Regions from separate parts of the Mus musculus genome. Here region 1 is linked to region 2. Evidence: chromatin loops called from intact Hi-C (ENCODE). Cell type or tissue: left cerebral cortex. All regions are shown on one strand. Links, peaks and the distances in the headings refer to the core of each region. The heading gives the core; the rest is flanking DNA. Region 1 overlaps Dlgap2 (DLG associated protein 2). Region 2 overlaps Dlgap2 (DLG associated protein 2).

Evidence for each region. A loop is a pair of places that touch in the nucleus more often than their neighbours do. Peaks named below come from ENCODE experiments on the same cell type or tissue, not always from the same donor. Only the 100,000 strongest peaks of a DNase experiment are listed, where the experiment ranks them.
Region 1: a loop joins it to region 2, with 7 times the contacts of the local background. A loop is called at or near these places in 4 of 42 quality-filtered maps.

The regions. Positions count from the first base shown.
Region 1 is chr8:14,260,018-14,262,931 of GRCm38, reverse strand. The region is part of intron 3 of Dlgap2 (DLG associated protein 2); the gene reads right to left. Among named protein-coding and RNA genes, the nearest start is that of Gm26184, 12 kb to the left of the region's middle. In left cerebral cortex, for the core only: no CTCF peak of the experiment used is centred there; DNase peaks (open chromatin) are centred at 533, 890, 1,441, 2,629 and 2 more places; H3K27ac peaks cover 2,170 bases.
Region 2 is chr8:14,111,386-14,114,299 of GRCm38, reverse strand. The region is part of intron 1 of Dlgap2 (DLG associated protein 2); the gene reads right to left. Among named protein-coding and RNA genes, the nearest start is that of Dlgap2, 17 kb to the right of the region's middle. In left cerebral cortex, for the core only: no CTCF peak of the experiment used is centred there; DNase peaks (open chromatin) are centred at 111, 816 and 1,363; H3K27ac peaks cover 2,375 bases.

The sequences.
Region 1 (2,914 bases), core at 137-2,636, 150 kb before region 2:
TCCACCTACAGTATTACCACTAACAAACGTCTTGCCTGTATGCCTTTTTTTTCCTAAAGAGCTTATAAAATAAAAAACTCTAGAGCACCATGAATTGGGGGGGGGGCACTTCTTCTCTTGATTATCTGGAGCGCATTCTGGGATTTTAGGCAAACACACAGTGCTAAGGTTAGCATACAGCCACTCAGGCTTGGAAAGGATGACACAGGGTAAGAATCATCCCTCACGTTCCCAAATAGGAGACTGTAGTCAGAAGTTGAGAGCCTCTTCAAGAAGTTAATTTGACTACTCCCAGCCACAGAGAGCTGTGGTGGCCTCTACAGGGTGCTCCGGTGAACTTGTGAGATATTATTAAGGGACACTGTTCAAACTACAGGGTGAGTCTGAAATCTCTCAGAGAAAAATCAAGAGCATTGGCCATAGTCCTCATGGCCTCTTGTCTATGTACCACTCTCACCAGTGAGAAACCGAAGCGAAGCGCACCCAGGTCTGTGGGAGTCGATAGCTCAGGCTCCATACATAAGGGCTGGGAATAAGCACAGTTCATTCTTGGCTGTATCTCTACTGGGGTGCACCATTTTCTATTTTAGTGAATAACTGCCGTCTAAGATACAATGAGACCTATAGGTGAAGAAAAAACACACTGAATAAAGCTATTTTAGTCCTAAAACTATTGATCTATAAACTTACATCCTGGCAGTAGTTTTGAAACACCACCAATTTTGTAATAAACCCTTCTCGGTTTATGAAATTAAGCCCTTTGATGCGCGAGAGGCTTCTCTTCTATCTTTGGTTGGTGGGCCGGGGGAGAGAGCACAGAAAACAAGCATTCTGCTCACTCAACGACGGCACTGAGTGTTAGGAGACAGAGAAAGCAAATCTCCGCAGCTCGCAGCATTTACTTTCTCCATTTAGCTCGGGGCCTGTTATTCTTAGTTTATGAATCATATCATATGGCATTCCATTTGCACAACCTCAATTCTTTTTTGAAAGGGAAAAAAAAGGTAGTATAAATAATTGCAGTAACTGGGTAAAAGAGCTCACTTGAAGCATTTGGCCTCTCAGAGAATAAACCATCAACCCATAATATTAAAATGGCATCATTTGGCACCATGCATGGTAGTCCAGGAGCTCCACATTTACCCAGGTTCCCCCACAACAGCATCACCATCCCTCATCCACATGAGTCTGCCCTGCACTTTGTCAGAGTCACGCACAGACAGGAAGGATGTCCCGAGGTTACTGTAGCATCGCAGACCAATGCAGTGTGAGATGCTGAGTGAGTTACAGAACAATGTTCCACAGCTATGTAGAGGAGAAAGCCAGGAAGTGGGGTCTGTGTCCTATCATCTTAAGAGGGCAGTGTCTTTCCTTCACAGGCAATAGCCAAAGGTAGTACCAAAGCTCTAAACCAAAGGTACTGCAGGGCCACCATGCAGTCTCTTCTCTGCCACACCAGGAAACAGTATTCCCACCATATGTGTATAAACCAAGTGCCCTGTCTCTGGCACCAATCACTTTGAGTCATGCCCCTGCAGACGGGCCATAGAAAAAGAACAAACTGACACATTGGTTTCCCCATATGTGTTCTCTGTGAAATTACAAGATATTGAAAAACCTTTGGCTCATGAGAAACCCAGTAGATGTAAAAGTACCACCCTTTCTTGTCATTTCAACAGAGATGTGTGTCCCCTCTGTTTTCTGAACTAAATTTGTAAGCTGGCCAGCAGTCAGTCTAGTTTCAACAACCCCCCTGCTCCTTGTACACACACACACACACACACACACACACACACACATATATAATATATACACACACACATATATATATATATTCTTCATATAAAAACCAGATCTGTCCAACATATGTGAATATTGTAAAATTAGGGATCCTATTTCAAACATTAGGTTTTAATCCAAGATTCTATTCAGCCCAAATACACTAAGAAATTTACACCACATGAAGACCATGTTTAACCACAGTCAGTACCCAGGGAAGGCTGCACAGAAGACGGTCAAAAGTCTCTACCTGCCCAAAGGACTGATCAGAGTACAGGCCCCTCCCAATTCTCTTCCCAGGACCTTTGCAGCAGAACTGGGAATGGGCCATGGTGGGAGAATTGGCAACATGGAAACTGGCAAACACTAGGGGCTTGGGTTCCCACCTCCCCAGCGTCACCCTGCTGAGGAAAGGTGTGTGCGTAGCAGTTCTCACTGGTAGTCAGGCAACCTTGGAGACAGATATGCTCAGGTATTTCGAGAATGCCATCTTGAGCTGGCAAAGAAGCAAGAATCACAGCCGCACACATCAAGATCATTAAGCTCTTTCTATTCAACTTCCCTGAAGAACATGTTTCACGATCACCTTTCTGTGACTTTGGAATGAAAGATAGCCCAAAGTCAAATCTCCCAGCATACTTAGTCTGCATACAGCCTGTCACTTTGTTGTTGTCATCAAGGCCTGTGGGGAATGAATGTTTTTGCCATTCTGTGAGATGAATTTGTTCCCAAAATGTCTTCATTCTTGGTGGCAGAACAGGCTGTCTTCTGAAGGACGCAGACAAACACCCTGAGGCAGCCAATCCCAGAGGCAAGGGAAAGCCTGCTCCTAGCGCCCCACACTCTGCTATCCCACAACCTGTGTGACCACGCTGAGACAAACTGCTAACAAACACGTTCAGAGCCCAGATGTAAGAACCAAATAGCTGCCAACAGTTGCACGGTCTGTCACACTAAAAGGGAAATACACTCAATCAGTTGCCACTAATACCTTGCTCTAATCTTCTTACACACAAATCTTACGAAGCAGGAAGAACAGGAGAAAACTCAATAGTTTATACTGTGTCCTGCATTTTATACAGAAACCAAAGTTCCCACGCCCCAGAAGATAAGGGTGGAAAGTGTTCAAGCTATA
Region 2 (2,914 bases), core at 96-2,595:
TGCAAAGCAGAGTGACTCCAAACTCCTTCTCTGCCTGTGGGCCATTTTAGGTGACTCAGCACCAAGAACTGGCTACTGGTAATGATATACGATTCTGATGGCACACCCATGGATCCAGAGGAAGGATTCGCTGTGGCAAAATGCCATTCCTGGGAACTTACGGACTATGCTACCAGCCAGTGAAGCGTGGGAGCAGCTCAACCACAAAGCACCCTTCTTTAAAACATTGGTAAGACAAACGGCCATGGCGTGACCACACAATCTCCAGCACCCAGCGGAAACCATTTTCCAAAGCAACTTCGCAGGGCTGTGCCACTGAGCATGTGTGCTTTTGTTGTTCCGGTTTGCCCGTTTTTGTTTTCTCAAGTTAGGTAATCACATGACCCTAGGTTTGCTGGGTTATTATATTTTATGTAAGACTGTAAGCTGCTAAAGAGGGCCAGAAGGCAAAGGAATAGTAAGGGGGAAGGAAAGGATTTGTAGCAGTGAATTCAAATAAGGCAAGGGCTCCGAGGTGAGGAATGAACATGGGTCGGTGAAGAAAAGTAACAGGAGTTGTTAAAGAACCTTCCGGGAGGGTAACAAGGCTGATGCAGAGGCCTAGCCGCAGGAAATGACAAGGAACGTAGGGAATCACACAATATGGGGCAGCTTCCCATAAAAGCTCATCGTGAACCCCGGGAAAGAGGACATTTTGCAGAAAGCCCCGAGAGCCAGAAAGGAGAAATCTGGATGTGACAAAAGGCAACCGAAAACATCGTGCCGAGAAGTGACATGATAAAAATGGCTTTAGAAAGATTATCCCAGCAGCTGTGTGTAGGATGGTTTCAAGCCGAGAGAGACCGGAGGCGTGGAGATCTGCTGAAAGAATGTTCTCCTAATTCAAGCACAGTGTGGGGAGGCGTGGTCGGGCGCCGAGCCTGGGTGGGAGAGCAAGGAATTCTGGGACCCGACCTCAGTTTCCCTGCCTGTAAAATGTGAGGCTTGACCCTGCAAGGACTCAGCTTGTACTTTTTGACCCAGCAGAAGTCCATCCTGAGGCCTCGGTAAGATCCAATCAGGGAGAAGAAACACAAAGTCTCAACCTCACACCCGGCTTTGGCAAACTGAAGTTCATGCATTTTTATTACATCTTAAAATCTCAGATATACAAGATTGCACCGTGCTAAATAAAAACATTAGAGAACATTCTCAAGGAGTGGGTTGGTGGCTGCCCACCCTGCTCTGGCAGGCAGAGGCCAGAAAGCCTTGGAGTGATCCCCCACCCCCACCCAGTGCCTCTTCCCCATCTCAGTGCAACCACGTCATTTCCTAAATGGTGCTCATCCATCACCCTCTCCCACCTCATTCACAAGCATCACCCACTGAAGGTGCCACTCATCCTCTGGACCTCGGTGTCCCCGCCCACCTGTCCCCGCCCACTTGCTCCTCACACGCCCACTAGCATGTGAGTCCAGCCGAACCAGCAAGAATGCTTCACGATCCTCAACGTGAAGCCGCATCAGAAGCGCCTGTTGGGCCAGGGAGATGGCTCGATCCATGAAGTATTTGCTATGCAAGCCTGAGAACCTGAGTTCAGATTCGCACCACCATACAAAGTCAGTCATGGTGGTGTGTGCCTGTAGGATAGCCAGTGTTGTGCTGGGACAGGGCAGATCCATGGAGATGAACCACCAGCTAGCCCAGTCAAGTCATGAGCTGCATGTTCAGTGAGAGCACCTGTTGTTAAAAAAAAAAAGAAAGAAAAAGAAAACTAAAATAGGGTAGACAAGATGGCTCAGCAGGTAAAAGCTCTTGCTGCCTAGCCTGATGACCTGAGTTTAGCCCTCAGGTCCTATGTTATAGGAGAGAAGTGATTCTCATATTGTTCTCTGACATCCACACATGTACCCACCCATGCATGCATATGCACACACACATAATAAATAGATACAAACACATAAATAATAAAGAGTGAAGAAGGCATCCAACATTGACTTCTGGCTTCTCCATGCACATTAAACTAAACATACACATAAACAGGTACACACAGATATGCCAAACTCACGTGTGCAACCTCAAAGGCTCTCCCAAGCCCAGCATCAACCTTACCATTCAATAATGCTTAAAACTCAGTGGTTTTAATCAACTTCCTCCAAGCCCTGCTCTGAACTCCAAGCATAGGTGGAGCCTGTGTGCACTAATCTTGAATCCCAACATACCCTGAGGTAGCTACCCTTACTGCCTAACACCATGCTACCTAGAAGCTCCTAACACAATTCTTGAAGTGCACACAACATGCACACAGCACAAGCTTGGGTGTGCTGTTCCTACCACAGCCGGCTTAAAAACTCACAACTACAACAATCTCCAGCGAAAGTTCCAAAACAACGGCAGTGTGAGACATCCAAGCATCAGCAGTCAAGGTCCTAACCCAGTGAACTGACACACTTTTCACAGTGTCTGACTGATGAGAACAAAAGAACTCACAGAAGCCTCTAGGCTGGTTCCCAGGCCCTCCCGCTGCTCCCCTTCTGTGCCTCCATCCACTCTCCCTGGGATTCCCACTTCCCCTGTATCTCACCTACATGGCTACTCCTTACACGCCTGTCCCAGGCTCAAGCTCTCCGTGCCCTCCTCTCTCACTGCAATTCTCTCATTGCTTTTTCTAAGCAAACAGTTAAACTAAATATAATTATGATTTCATTAACTCCTGTTCTTTCTATTGACTGCATTCCCTGATTTCCCCTAAGGACCTTCGTGTAAATAAGTCCTAGCTTTATTAGCCAGAAATGCAGAAAAGGAAACAAACTCACTCCCCTAAATGGGATGGGTCTCTGAAGTGTATTTAAGTTATTGTTCTGAGATACGTAGTAGCAATTCTTCAGAGAAGTAAGCCTTATCCTTTCTCTGTAAAGAAGTAGGAAGATCTTTG